Linked DNA regions of Homo sapiens: region 2 is linked to region 1. A link is an interaction called in ENCODE POLR2A ChIA-PET data of the cell type or tissue named here. Cell type or tissue: A673. All regions are shown on one strand.

The links. Peaks named below come from ENCODE experiments on the same cell type or tissue, not always from the same donor. Only the 100,000 strongest peaks of a DNase experiment are listed, where the experiment ranks them.
Region 2: POLR2A ChIA-PET joins it to region 1 with 7 read pairs; 1 of 35 experiments calls an interaction of 5 or more read pairs at or near these places.

Annotation. Positions count from the first base shown.
Region 1 is chr7:112,904,144-112,912,143 of GRCh38, reverse strand. All of the region lies in intron 2 of SAMTOR (S-adenosylmethionine sensor upstream of mTORC1), which reads left to right. Among named protein-coding and RNA genes, the nearest start is that of SAMTOR, 32 kb to the left of the region's middle. In A673, no CTCF peak of the experiment used is centred here; a DNase peak (open chromatin) is centred at 3,863.
Region 2 is chr7:111,849,901-111,857,900 of GRCh38, reverse strand. All of the region lies in intron 23 of DOCK4 (dedicator of cytokinesis 4), which reads left to right. Among named protein-coding and RNA genes, the nearest start is that of DOCK4-AS1, 45 kb to the right of the region's middle. In A673, CTCF peaks have their summits at 1,831 (motif pointing right), 2,465 (motif pointing right) and 4,092 (motif pointing right); DNase peaks (open chromatin) are centred at 2,480 and 4,130.

The DNA of each region.
Region 1 (8,000 bases):
CGTCATCATATTAAGACAGTTAACAGTAATCTAATTTTCTAAAATACTTAGTTCATAAGTTCAGATTTTTCTGTCTTCAAAATATATTTTAAAATTTATATATATATGTATTTTTTTCTAAATCCAATCAAGTCTCATACATTGCATTTGGTGGTTACAATTCTTTAGGTTCTTGGTTTTTTTGTTTGTTTGTTTCATAACATTGAGTTTTTAGACAAATGTCAGTTAATTTGTAGAATATCCCACATTCTGCATTTTGCAATTGTTGGTTCAAGCTGGTTAATAGTGTTGTTCAAGTATTCTATATATCTTTACTGATTTTTCTTTCTTGGCTTTTTTATCTATCATTAACCAGTAAAGATGTTTTTAAGATACCATTTTTCCCAGTTTTTCTATAATAGTTACTTGGCTTTTTAGAGATTTAATTTTTCTGTTGAAGTTCTCTGTTTTTGTCCATTTGGGTTGTCTTTTTCTCTATTTTAAAAAAATAAATTTAAAATAGTTATTTTAAAGTTTTTGTCTGCTTATTCTAACATGTCTTATCTGTGGGTCTGTTTCTTTTGGCTATTTTTTCTTTTGGTTATGGGTCATTTTTTCCTGCTTTATGTGTGATAATTCTGTTTTTATACTGGCATTGTGTTTAGAAGAGATTGGCATAAATACCCTTTTTCTCCAGAGAGACATGCTTTTTTTGCTCTGAAAGGCAGCTAGAATGAAAGACTGAACACTTTGATACCATCAGGAGTTGAGCTGTATTGGAGCTGGATGACCTCTTTAGGTGGTTTCAATTCACTTCTGGTCTCAAGTGCTTTGATAGTGAATGAATCCTGTTCTGTGAGTATTACAGGTGCAACTCTCTTGCAGGACATAAGCCTAATGTTTTTCTGCTTTTTAGTTCCACTCGCAGCCACCAGTGCTGTTGCTGCCTTCACATACTCATAAATAGACCTGTGGAGGGAATCAGGAGGAGAATGGGGAGAATTATCTCTACATTTGAGTTTCTTAAAGATATCAATCTGTCACACAGCCAAGCAGTTGTTAAAAGCTCTGCCATTTCCCTTTAATCCAGCAGAGTATTTCTACCCTGGAAGGCTTGATTCTCTGCAGCCCAGGTACCATTTCAGCAAATTCCCCAGTGCCTGTGATCCCTTCTCATTTTGGAAGGACTTGTGCTTGTCTGTAATTTATTTCCTTTAGACCCCTTTGCATTCTCATCTCTCATGATTTCTTTTTAATACGTTGTTTTTTAAATTGTATCATATGAGCTGTTCTGATAATCTGTATCCTAATTCCAAACTAGTTTTGTGTTCTACATGCAGGATTATCTGATTGTTTTCTCATGGTACCAATTATTTATTTCCTCAATCTCATTTATTTCCTGTAAACTGAAAGTTGGGTCTAAAGGATTGATTCAGGTCAGATATTTTTGCAAAAATATCTATTAGATGAAGCTTCATACATCATTTTGTGTCATATTAGTAGGTTTTTGTTGTGAGGTGTACCGCCATTAGAGATACTAAATGTTATCATTTGGTTAAGGTGGTATCTACTCAATCTTTCCATTGTAAACTTATGTTATCCCTTTATAATTAAGTAATATGTACAGTGATATTTTGGCTTGTGGATCAATCCTCTTTCCTAACAGTCTTTCAACAAACAGTTTTACTTCCATTTATTAAATAATATTTGGGGTTACAAAACAATTATTTTTAAAATTGTATTATTTCTTGACATTTATTAGCTGGCATTCTTTTGTAAATAAAAGAATTTTCCTTTATAAATGGTGAATGATGATTACATGTTATCCAGAAAATCAGATTAAAAAATATGTAATTCTGTTTAATTACCAATTTTCACGAAAGCAATTGGTATAATAGTCAATTACAGTTAGGACAACGGGGTTGTGGGGTTTATTTTTTTGGACTGTCACAGTAACATCTTGGATTTTTATTTATTCCATTTTTCATTATTAGTCTTTTTTTGGGGGGTGGGGTGTTCAAATAATTTCATATTAGGCAGCAGGAGCCCAGTCAAAGTTTACTTCTGTGTTTTACGTCACCTGTGAGCACTTTCTTGCTCTGTAGTACAAAGATGAGTCTTTGCTTCCCCTCGTCGAGACCTGGCATCAGACTGTTTCTTCAGGGAGTCCTAGTTTCATTTAGTGGGAAATGGCATTTGAAAAGTAACATGTGGATACTAGATGTGCACAGGGTGTGCTTTATTCTGCATCTTTTTGGTAAAGAGAATTAGAAAAATATATAATATAATATTATATAGTGTTATATATAAATATTCAATCAAATTCCTAATTGATATTTTCCACTCCAGTTTAATATTATAAGATTTTTGCTTAACAACTTTGTTTTATATTTATATTTATTTTTGCTTAACTTATCTGTTTTTTATTTCTCTTCTGTTACACCGAAGGACTTGGTTCTGAATTACATTAATACATTAGCCTTTTCCTACAATTTACATAAAATGATTTAAAAATTGCAATACTGATTTTCTAAAAATAAAATAACTGAAATGTAAGATTTCTTTGCAGTTCTTTTGTCTTTAGAACATATCCCACCAAGGATCAGAATATATGCTTAAAAGTTGCTTGAAACAGTTATTTTCTGTATGGTTGTAATACCAATTTGCTATACAGTTGATTTCACTTAATTTTCAGTTTGGGGCGTTTTTTATTGTTATTTTAATTTTGGAGAATATAAAACATTTACATGGTTCAAAAGTCAAACCTTATAAAAAGATATACTCAAAAAAGACTCCCTTTTATTTTCTTCATTTACACCTGCCTCTGTTACCAACAAAGCTGGTTTCCCAAAAGATGGGGTCTTTCCCTGTTCATTGTCACAAAACCAGTACACAAAACCAGAAGTGAGTATCAAGCAGTGCAGGCTTTATTTGATGGCCATGGAATTGAGAAGCAGGAGCATGGCTCATAATTCAACTTCTCCACTAGTGATAGGCTGGGGGGTTAAAATATAGGGTTTTCTAATGAAGGCATTGGACATTAAAAGCAAGAGGATTAATATTCATGTCTTTTCTAGAAATGGGCAGTGAACTTTCTAGAACTGGAGTGCCACCATCCTTTTTGTCCTTTTATGGCTTCTTGCAGTTGTTACGGTCATTTGCCAACTGTCATGGAACTGGTGGGAGTACCATTTCATTTAGCATGGAAATGAGATTATAATGAAACGTGAGGTCTTTTCATTATGTCAGCTATCTTGGTTCTAACCAGTCTCACCCGGTCTCGTTATTTCAAAGGGAACTTTTTATTACAGGTATCCTGTTTCTTAAAGGTAAGCAGAGTTGGGGCAGGATCAGAATTCAACTGTCATATAGGCATTACACCGGGTAACACCTCCTATGGGTAACCATTTTCATTTGTTTTGTTTTTATCCTACCAGTGTTTGTTTTTGCAAAAATAAACAAATTCATATCCATGTACATATGCATATGTACATATATCCACCCTTTCTTATCCCTGTAGGTGGTAGTGTGTTGTATACTGTTATATACTCTGTACCTTTCTTTTTTACTTAATATGAGAATTACTGTATTTGGTATTGGTCAGGAGTCTTCAGAGAAACAGAAGCAATAGGATGTGTCTGTTTGTGTGTATAGTAAGATTTGTTATAAAGAATTAATGCATATGATTATCGAGTTTGACAACTCCTAAGATCTGCAAGGTGAGTGGGCAAGGTGGCAATCCATGAGTGCTGAAGGTATAGATCCAGTCTAAAGGCCAGCAGCCTCTAGACCCACTTCGAGTCTGAAGGCAGGAAAAAGCTGGTGTCCCAGTTCAAAGGCAGTCAGGCAGGAGGAATTCTCTTTAATTATTCATGAGAGAGTCAGCTTTTTTGTTCTATTCAGGCATCAACTGACTGAATGAGGCCCACTCACATTAAGGAAAGGCAGTCTGCTTTATTTAGTCTACCAATGTAAATGTTAATATCATCCAAAAACACCCTCAAAGAAACACCTAAGATAATGTTTGACAATTGATACCTAAAATTAACCATCACAGGTATACAGATATATTCCTCATTTTCATGACTTGTTTACAAGCTTTTGCTACTACAAATAGTGCTGTAATGAATAACCTTGTGTGTGTGCATTTTGTATTTTTGTCATTGTATATTTGTAGATTCCTAGGTGTGGAATTGCAGGAATGGAGATTAAATGCATATGTGATTTTATTAGATGTGCTGCCAAATTGCCCTGTGTAGAGGTTATATCATTTTGCAGTTTCACCAGCAAATAAATAAATAAATAAATAAATAAATAAATAAGTAAGTAAGAATACCCATTTCTCTATAACTTCACCAACATAGTATGTGGCTCAGCTATTGAATTTTTCTCCGATAGATTGGAATTGGTATCTCTAGCTTGAGTTTATTTTACATTTCTCTTATGAATGAGGTAAAGTACCTTTTTATATATTTAGGAGTCATTTGCCTTTTTTTCCTGTGAATTATGTGATCATGTTTTTGATAGTTTTTTTTTTCTGTTGACTTTTGGTCTCTAATTTTTCTTGATTTTTTTGGAGCTCTTTATATCATTTATAAATATTTGTGCCCTTTGTCTTTGACTATATCTTTTGCCATACAGAAAGTTTTTGCTTTTGTGTAGTTAGATGTATCAGTCTTCTGTTTTATTGCTTCCAGATTTTTATTGTCTTAGAAAAGCTTTCCTAATTACCAGACTGTAGGAATTCAAATAACAATTTGTTATTCACTCGTGTTTTCTTCTAGTACTTAGGGGATTTCTCATTTATTACATTAAATCTCTGACCTGTTTAAAAGTCAAATTTGGTCTTTCTTGTGAAGTATTGATCTAATTTTTTTTCTACCAAAGTTATCCATTTCCCCAACATTTATTAAAAACTTTACCTTTTCTTCAGTAATTTGATATGACACTTACATGATGTACTAAGTTTTCCCATATAGTTGGTTTTGTTTTAGCTTTTCTGTCATATTCCATTGTGTATATCATTGATCCATGCCTACTATCACTATTTTAATCATAAAGACTTACAATGCTGTTCTGTAGTGTCTTCTCTCCATACCCCCATCTCACACTATTCTTTTTCAGGGTTTTCTTGGTTTTTCTTGCTTTTGCTTTTTTCCACATGTACTTTAGGATCAACTGGTCCAACTACATTTTAAAAATTACTTTTATTGAGATTACATTAATTTTTCATAAATTGGGAACAACAGATATCTCAATAATGTTGAGTCATCCTATCCATTAAAAAGATACGTCGGCCGGGCATGGTGGCTCATGCCTATAATCCCAGCACTTTGGGAGGCCGAGGTGGGCAGATCACAAGGTCAAGGGATTGAGACCATCCTGGCCAACATGGTGAATCCCTGTCCCTACTAAAAATACAAAAATTAGCTGGGCATGGTGGTGTGCACCTGTAGTCCCAGCTACTTGGGAGGCTGAGGCAGGAGAATCACTTGAACCCAGGAGGCGGAGGAGGTTGCAGTGAGCCAAGATCGCACCACTGCACTCCAGCCTGGTGACAGAGCAAGACTCTGTCTCAAAAAAAAAAAAAAGATATGTCTTTCCATTTGTTCTAGTCTACTTTAGTCAAAAGTAGCAGACTACTTTGCAAAGTAGTGTTTTAAGGTTTTCTGTATAGTGATTATGCACATTTCTTGTTGTGCTTACTCCTAGGTATTTTGTCATTTTTATTGCTGTTGTAAATGTCCCCTTCCCTTCTGTTTATACAGCTATGCACTGCATAATGACATCTCCATCAACAGTGGAAATATATGGACTACATACAATGGTAGTCCCATAAGATTATAATATTGTACTTTTACTATACCTTTTCTATGTTTAGATACACAAATACTTAACAATTGTGTTACAGTGGCCTACAGTATTCAGTATGGTAACATGCTGTAGATGTGTAGTAGGCTATACCATCTAGATTTAAGTATACTTGGGTGATTTCACAATAATGAAGTCACCTTAATGATGCACTTCTTGGGACATATCCCCATTGTTAAGCAACACATGACTATATTCTAACAGGATATTGTTGTGTGTGTACATATATATATGGATGATTTTCATTTTTTAATGTTTTACATCCTACCATTTTAATGAATTTTCTTTCTGTTTATATGAGTTTATGATTGATTCTCTTGGGTTGTCAAGGTGTATCTGTTATGTCATCTATAAATACACAAAGTTTTATTTCTTCCTCTCTTATTCATTTGACTAAATCTTTTTCTCTTGTCTATTACGTAGCTGTGCTTTATTCATTTTGCAGTAATGTATGTGGTGTATTTTCATTAAGTTGCTGGCTTTTTGGCTGATGTGTGTATATATATATATTTCTAATATTAAGGAAGTGTTTGCCAACTTGTATTTTATTGAGTGTTTATATTAGGAATGGGTTTGAATTTTGTTGAATGACCTTTCAACATCTATGGAGAAGAATAAATGTGTTTTCTTCTTAGATTTATGAATATAGTGAATTATATTAGTGGATTTTCTTATGCTGAACCATCCTTGCATTCCTGAAATACATATCACTTGGTCATATTTAATTCTGTTTGTTAAAATTTAATTTCATATTTTTATTCATATTTATAAGTGATATTGGCCTTTATTTTTGTAGTCTTTATGAGATCAGATAAGTATTATTGTAATTTTGCTCCCTGAAAATGAATTTGGAAAAATGTTTTTGTTTCTATGGTTTGGAACAGTTTAAGTACTTTTGGGGTTGTCTCACATGTATCAGTGGAATTTTAATTTATAGAGGTGACTGAGGGAAAACATGGAGTGATCAATGCCATTGAAATAATTATTTATTACTTATATTTCCTGAGAGAAGGGGACATACTGCACCATGCAGGGCTATAAAGGAAGCACCAGATTTTGTCAGGAGTCAGAAGCAGGAGCTAAAGGAAATCCTAGACCAGAGCTGTTATTGACCTTTTTATGGAAAAGCCAAGGCAGGGCAGAGTAAACGGTTTAGGATTGGCTAGGTTGAATAATTTCAGTAGGCTTTGGGGACTAGAGGCTGTCCGTTGTTGTCTGGTATATGGTCTTGAGTTGATTTAGTAGTGGGGAATTAATGGTCTATGTGTAAAAGTTAGATAGCGGTTGGCTTGCATATGAGAAATGTTTTCCCAAGTAAGTTTACCACCTTAAGGAATTAGCTGGTCCTGAGAGGGGCAGTCTCTCTCTGGATGTATAAGCACACCCTCCAACACCCCTCCCAAAATATCAAAATATGAAAGATAAAGTAAAAAACATGATTAATACAGGGGTTATCTGGTTTTTGAAGGCTTGTACTGGTGCTTTTTGGTAAGATTAACTCTGATAACTATTTCATCTTTGGATTTTTGTTTTGTTTAAACTTTTTATTTCTACCGAGTCAAGTTTAAGAAATTTTTCTATTCTATATATTTGGTGTATTTTTCTAGAAAAAAGTTGCACAAGTTTTTGTGTATTTGTTGGCACTCTTCCTTTCTTTTGCTTCATTTTCTAATCCCTTGAGTTCCATGTTTATTTCATTTGATTTTCTTCTTTTGTTTGTATTGATATAAGCATTAAAGCATCTCAGTTTTCATCAGATTGCTATTTTAGTTGCATTCCTTAGCTTCTGACTTGTAATGCTTTCATTAATTATTTTTAGATATTCTGTGATTTTATTAGTATTTGCCCTCTGACCCAAGTTATTTACTTTTTTACTTTTTTAAAAAATAGCAGATAGAATGGATTTCTTGTTTTTGGTTAATTCTCATTTTATTGCATTGCAATTGTATAATTTTGTCTGTATTTTTTCATTATGGTTTTTACTATGGTTTTCTTCATGACTTAATACACATATATGGTAATTTTTGTGACTATTCCATGTATAATTAAAAAGAAGCTATTCTCTCTGAATGCAGAGTTCATCTTCTAGCAATAAGGTAAACTTTATTATGTTTTTTAGGGCTTCTGTAACCTTTTCATTCTCTTGATTG
Region 2 (8,000 bases), 1.1 Mb after region 1:
AGATTTTATTCTTCCTATTTGCTGAAGGCCATGAATAGAAGAGTCTAAATGGTTTTGGAGAAGACAGCTTTGGCAATGACAAAAGGGTAGATTTGATGCAGAGAGGTTGTTGGGGAAGGAGGAAGTGTAGCGGGTAGCAGAGACATAGTTTAGGGCGTGATAGCGAGAGGTCAGGAACAGGGTCTGCCGGACTTCGCGAGGTCAGATCTGCTAGAGCTGTGGGTTTTACATTCACTTTGCGTTTGTCACCATTGCTTGGTACTTGATGATTTGTTTAACAGATGGCTGGAGTTAATGCTGAGCTATTTTCTTGCTAAAAAATAGCTATATATGTTTCTACTTTGGAAGAATTGAACAGTTTATCAGGCAAATCCCAGCACAGATAATAGAAGTAAATATAAAGACCTAAAGGCACTGATCATGTACCACTGGTGAGAAGCTTGCTGGTACGACTTGCTTTTGCCTACAGACTAAAAAATCAAGTGTTTTAGGGTAGGAATTTTTTTAAGTAGTCAAGAGTAATTGTTTTTCTTTTTGGCAGAAACTCCCCAGTCCCCATTAAGGATTTTGTGGATTTTATACAAAACTGCAATAAAAAATTAATGGAAAGATAGAGAAAGGTAGACTATTAGACTATTTTTAAAGTATACTCTAAGAATTAATGCTCTCCAACATTTTAGGCCATAATATAAAGAAAGGATGTTTGATAGGTTTTTCTATTAATTTGATAACTTCAGGAATAAAATCTTACTACAGTTGATGAGTGCCTAGTAGCTTTTATTTCTTAGAACTATAAAGTGTAGTTTAGTGTTGGGTTTTATTGCATTGCAAGTGATTACATTTCTTTTATTCTTAAAAATGACATTTGTTTAGAACTTTTCTGCTAGCCAGGGCTTGCAAAATAGAGAGTCCTTAGAAAGAATAAAGTTGCAGAAATAAGGGCTTCTTTTTTCTCTAGAAGCAGAGTAATAATGCAGGACCATTGCAAAAAATGTACAGACCTTAGTTTTTTTAAATATGGAATTTGTGATGATGATCTAATGTAAAAGTATATTTTCAAAAACTACCTGGGACCTCAAGAAAGCCTTTGGCTAAAAATCATTAGTGTTTTGTTCCTTCAGTCTCAATCCCTTTATCTCACCCCTCCTCTTCCCGCTTACCCGTATTCCCCTCTGGTTCCCTCTCCCCAGGCTTTTCCAAAGGGAAAAAACTCTAGGGTGAAGCCCTTTCCAGGTGTTCACCATCAGGGAGCTCTGAAAGCACTTGCTGAAAGTTTAACAGTTTCCACAGTTTTTCAGGCTCTTTTCTTGGATTTTATGAAAGATTTGCCCACATAATGATTTTGGGTTTTCTGTTTTTGTTGTTGTTGTTAAAGGCTAAACAGCTATAACCATGTTTAAGTGGATGTTCTTAACCAAGAACCTAGAAAGATGTATCTTTGAAAAACAGTTTCTACATCTGTCTCTAGACAGGGCAAAGATAAAATTAATAGTTTTAGGTAACACCTCACCCTGCACATAGAACTTAAGATGAAAAATATACCTCACTGAAATCATAGTTGCCCCTAGGTTTTAACTGTGGGTTTTGAAAACAAATGTAAACTCACATATTTTGGGAGTCACAAGACTCCCTTTCAACTTAGTTCTCTTACTATGTTTCTGAACTTCTCAATGCGGATTGACAGTATAACAAGCACATTACTGGGGAAAGGGTGACACCTGTATCATTTCATTTCTTACACGTCACTCATCCACATTTGCACAGATTTTCAGAGGGATGGGGAGCATGTGTGTCACAGGCAGCTGCCGTGGCTTGCAAGGTAGTGGGAATTGCTGTCTCCCCGTGCTCAGAGCAAGCACCAGCAGATGGAGTCATTGTAAACCAGACTGATAACGGGCCTCCTCACTCTTCCTGTTTAAGCTGTGTTTAAACCTGAAGACAGAAATGCCAGGCTCTATTTGAGTAGCCTGTAATATCCAGTAGAACTCATGATGGAGTCCATTCATTCAACAAATATTTATTATGGACAGACTCCACAGTATTATATTAGAAATATATTAGGATGGAAATACTATAACAAATTGAACCAATAGAGTCCCTGCTCTCTGTCTGTTTACAGTAAAGCACAAAAGTAGATGTCGAACAAATAATTATAATATGATAAAGTACAGCAGCGTATGTGATGGGGCAAGTTTCCAGGGTGCCATGTAGCAGGGAAATCTGAGCAAATCTTGGGGCTCATTCCACCTGCTTAGCCTCAGTTAGTGCCATCCATGTGCTGACCTAACTCTCACATTTATATTTCTAGGCCAGATCTCTCCTCGGAGCTCCAAACTTGAGTATCCAACTGTGCTCTTAACATCTCTGGTGGATATCTCACAGGCTCCTTAAACTCAGCATGTCTAAAATGAAAATCTCAACTTTTTTCTCTCTGAGCTTAGTCTTTCCTGGCTCAGTAGGTGGCAGCACCATCCACCTAGAAGCCTCAGAGTCATTCCTTCTCCCTTTTGCCCTTTGTCTCTGTCTGTGGCCAAGAAACCTCACGTGCCTCTGTAGCTTCTCCACACCCCCACTGCCTCCTCTCTAGTCCAGCTGCACTTGCTCTGAGCTGCCTCTGTCTTTTCTCTCCTTGTTTCCTGTATTTCCTTTCACCACCCATCTATTAGCCAAAGTTACCTTCAGAAACATACCAGATGATGTCACTCCCAGCTCCTACTCACATCCCAGTTCTGTTTTATTGGGGGGCACTCTCCAGAATTGATCTTCCATGCCCTGTGATGTGGCCCCGTCCACCTGCCTCATCTCATCTCCTTGCTACTTTTCTCTGTTTGGAATCCACTTTCTTCAGCTCCTGCCCAACAGAGTTAATTCCCATTTATCCTTCATGGTTTAGTCTCTCATTTTCTCAAGAAATTTTGGTGCCCCACCCACTCAATTATCACTTTTATAGTACACTGTGTTTTGCTTCTTGAATCACCTAGCACAATTATAATGAAATAGAGAATTGGGTATTTCATTGATTAACGTCTGTTTCCCTCCTCCACCCCAGAAGGGAAACCCCAGAGGCCAGGGACTTTATTTGCCTTGATCACAATGATATCTTTAGCTTCCCTAATAGTGCCTGGTGCAAAGTAGGTGCTTAATAGATGTTTCATGAACACTAGGTACTGACTGAATCATGGGTTAGGGATCGGGATACAGTAGCAAAAGCTACTGAATAGCTGGGTGCGGTCGCTCACGCCTGTAATCCCAGCACTTTGGGAGGCCAAGGCAGGTGGATCACCTGAGGTCAGGAGTTTGAGACTAGCCTGGCCAACATGGTGGAACCCTGTCTCTACTAATGTAGCAAGATGAGCCACAGACAGAACTCCTCAGACACCGAGTTAAAGAAGGAAGGGCTTTATTCGGCTGGGAGCATCGGCAAGACCCACGTCTCAAAAACTGAGCTCCCCGAGTGAGCAATTCCTGTCCCTCTTGAGGGTTACAACTCTAAGGGGGTCCGTGTGAGAGGGTCGTGATCGATTGAGCAGGCAGGGGGCTGCATGCACTGGTAATTAGAATGGAACAGAACAGGACAGGGATTTTCACAGTGCTTTTCCATACAATGTCTGTAATCTATAGATAACATAACCGATTAGGTCAGGGGTTGATCTTTAACTACCAGGCCCAGGGTGTGGCACCAGGCTGTCTGCCTGTGAATTTCATTTCTGCCTTTTAATTTTCATTTCTTCTTTCTTTGGAGGCAGAAATTGGGCATAAGACAATATGAGGGGTGGTCTCCTCCCTTACTAAAAATATAAAAATTAGCCAGGTGCAGTGGACTGCACCTGAAGCCCCAGCTAGTCCCGAGGCTGAGGCAGGAGAATCACTTGCACCTGTGAGGAGGTTGCAGTGAGCCGAGATCATGCCACTGCACTCCAGCCTGGGCAACAGAGCAAGACTCCATCTAAAGCAAAAAAAAAACCAAACAACAACAACAACAAAAAGCTACTGAATAAATGATGTGTATTTAAAAAAATCTTATTGGAAAAGCAACTTTTTGAGCTCAGGATGAGCATGAATATGACAATAAAACAGTGTGTGGCAGGGTGGCTATGTAGGAGTCCCAGGCCAGGAGGTGGCGTAACTACCAAAAGTAAGATGTACACAGTACATGTGTCTTGCTTTAGGAAGGATGCCTGAGGTGGAGGCATTCAGGGTGGGATTAAAGCCAGTGGGTGGGATCTGGGAGCTTAATACAGGGATCATCCGTAGCCCTCCACTGTTGCTTTCCTCTGTGATCCTGACATTGTCTGCATGAGAACGTAGCCCACTGAATCTGCAGTCCTTTCCTCTCTGAGTTCTTGTTGTCTGTATTCCAGTGTCTGAAAGGCTTGTTTGCAGGTTTTGCGACTGGCTCTGACTTTGGCAGTTCAATTCCTGGTGGCTTTGATCACAGAGGCCCATCCCAGCTCTGATGTCAGGCTTTCTGTAGTCAGCAGCTCTGCTACATGCAAAGCTGTGCTGCCACATGTCCTTCTGCCTCCCTTGTTTACAATCTCCCCGTACTGAGGCCGCCCCTCAGCAGTGCCCACGTCCAGCCCATGCTAGAGCCCAGTTTGTGGAATGTAACGGCCAACCCTTGTGTGCTGCCATGGAACTCACAGACCTCGCGCTCTTGGTGACTGATGCTGACTTCAAGGATCCCTGTCTAAAGCTTGTTGATAGAGGAGGCAAAAGTATGACTCCTCAAAATTAACCTAAAGGAGGAAATCTACCCAGCTTCCCTTGTTCCTTCCTAGTCCCGTGTCCAGTGGGGATTACTGATGGGAGCTGGCTGTATATCCACTCAAGTGTAGACCAAAAAAGTAAATGAGAGTCACTCCTTATACACTCAAGGAGACATACAACACAGTGAGCTTTATCTGAGATGTGGAATATGAGTGTATCGGCCCTCTCAAGGAGAGAACCTGCACGGCAGATTCTGTTGTTAAATGCATGGAAAGTTAGTGAATGTTCAACTTGGATTGTTTTATGGGGGGTCTTATTTGATGGGCCTGGTTGTTTTCTTTTAAAGGTAAGAATTAGCATATCAACCAGTCAGCTTGTTTGGCATTTACCCACCCAGTCTATCAATTGCACTGGCTGGCATTGCCCAAGTAATGGAGAAAAAGCAAATCTGCAAGCTGGGTTGTTATGTATTTCTTTGTATACATGCCACACACAAATTATTTGTCCACCTTACTTACTTTTTTGCAGTTGATATTTTCTTAACAATTGGCTGCAAATTGAATTTTTAGAAATCAAATCCCCCTAGCTGAAGGAACATATCAGATAAGCTTTATCTTCCTTTCTAATTAAACATTACTAGGCAATGACTACTGGCACTTAAATTTTCAGGGTTTTTTTTTTTTTTTCTGGTTCTTTTTGTTAAGTAATTGATTTGTAAATAAGTATTTAAGTTCCCTGGTGAGGCTTACTGTTTAAAGAAGGCTTGCAATGAATTATTTTACAAGTTTGGATTTGAATATTCTGTATTTGTTTTCTTAATGTATAGAATGCCTGTGCCTTATGTTGTCTGTTTTGATGCTAAACCTGAGGCCAGACCTGGTTATTTTGGTAACCCAGTGGCAGGCATCAAAAGAAATAGGAGACTCCGGCTGAGTATGGTGGCTCACGCCTGTAATCCTAGCACTTTGGAAGGCCAAGAAGGATGAATTGCCTGAGCGGAGGAGTTCAAGACCAGCCTGGGGAATATGGTGAAACCCCGTCTCTACTAAAAATACAAAACATTAGCCGGGCATGGCGGCGAATGCCTGTAATCCCAGCTACTCAGGAGGCTGAGACAGGAGAATCACTGAACCCAGGAGGCGGAAGTTGCAGTGAGCCGAGATCGTGCCATTGCACTCCAGCCTGGATGACAGAGTGAGACTCTGTCTCAAGAAAAAAAAAAAAAAAAAAAAGGAAGGAGAGAGAGAGAGAGAGAGGCACTTTCACAGTTGTGGATGCTTTATTTGCACTCCTTATCACTTTTAGTAGCATACAGAATCACTTTTATCTATAGATATAGGATAAAATTGAAAGAGGAAGAAAGGAGAATAACACTTACATAGCACTCATTGCATTCCAAGCACTGCTAGCTAATATGATCCGTAAAACAATCCCAGGAGGAGTTACCATTGCTAGCCTCGTTTTACAGATGAAAAGACTGAGGCTAGTATTTCACGGAACTGGAACTCTAATCTAAGCAGTCTAATTCTTGGGTCCTCAAGTAGAAAGAAGGCAACAAATAGGGATCTTAAACAGGGTCAGTGGTGCAAGTCAAGTAGAATTTTTAATTTTGATCAAATGTAATTTATCACTTACCTTTGATAGTTTGAGGTTTTGTACCTGTTTAAGAAATCTGTATCTAACTCAGAGTCACTAGGATTTTCTTCTATGTTTTCTTTCAGAAATTTTTTTTTTTTTTTTTTTTTTGAGATGGAGTCTTGCTCTGTCTCCCAGGCTGGAGTGCAGTGGTGCAATCTTGGCTCACTGCAACCTCTGCCTCCCAGGTTCAAGCGATTCTCCTGCCTCAGCCTCCCTAGTAGCTGGGACTTACAGGCGCGTGCCGCCACGCCCAGCTAATTTTTTGTATTTTTAGTAGAGACGGGGTTTCATTGTGTTAGCCAGCATGGGCTCAATCTCCTGACCTCGTGATCCACCCGTCTCAGCCTCCCAAAGTGCTGGGATTACAGGTGTGAGCCACCGCACCCGGCTTTTTCAGAACTTTTATACCTTTAGCCTTTGCATTTTAGGTCTATGATCTATACCAAGTTAAATTTTGCATTTGGTGTAAGGTAAGGATAGAGGGTTTTTGTTTTTGTTTTTAACATATGTGTATCCAATTGTTCTAGCATCATTTGTTGAAGAAAACTATTGTTTCTCCATTGAATTACCTCGGCATCTGTTAAAGTAAAAAATAATTAATGACATTTGCTGAGGATGGTAAGTGTTACACGCGTCCGTGTGAAGAGACCACCAAACAGGCTTTGTGTGAGCAATAAAGCTTTTTAATCACTTCGGTGTAGGTGGACTGAGTCCGAAAAAGGAGTCAGCAAAGGGAGATGGGTGGGGCAGTTTTATGGGATTTGGGTAGATAATGGAAAATTACAGTTAAAGGGGGTTGTTCTCTTGAGGGCAGGGGTGGGGGTCACAAGGTGCTGGGTGGGAAGCTTCTGAGACTCATTGTCCAGGAGAAGGAATGTCACAAGGTCAATTGATCAGTTAGGGTGGGGCAGGAACAAATCACAGTGGTGGAATGTCATCAGTTAAGGCAGGAACTGACTAATTTCACTTATTTTGTGGTTCTTCAGTTGCTTCAGGCCATCTGTTTATATATGTGCAGGTCACAGGGGGTATGATGGGTTAGCTTGGGCTCTGAGGACAGTACGTCAGGCTTTTTTCAAGGTGAGGGTCATGGTGATAGGTGTGGGGGTGGCTGCAAAAGGATTTTGCAATAAGGGAGAAAGATTGGGCTGAATTTCTAATGTAGCATGGGTAAGTGGGACTTCATAGCCAAGGAACAGAGTCGGGTGGGTAGACAGGAAACATCAAAGATAAGGGTGGGAGGTGGGGGCAGGGAGTGTGCAGATTCTGGTTAAAGTGACCTAACAGGATTCTCGCTGAGGACAGGGCAAGGTGATCAGACATCACCTGGGGATGGTGGAGGATGAGGAACCCAATCAGATATCAAGGGTGTTATCAACTTTATATTAATATATTGTTGGAATTGACTTGCTAAAGTTTTGAAAAGGGTTTTTGTATCTGTACTTACAGATACAAAAAGAAATTTTTTTAACGTATAAGCTCACAGGTTTAAGAGAATGGAAGAAGAGATACAATGCATAAGAAATAGCAGCAATTTTTACAAGGCTGGGTGGCAGTTGACTTGCAGACAAGAGAAAGCTGAAATGTGGGCACGGTGTGTGTGGAGTTAGGGTAGGGCCAAGGAGCAAACTAATTTATTCCACAGAACCTCA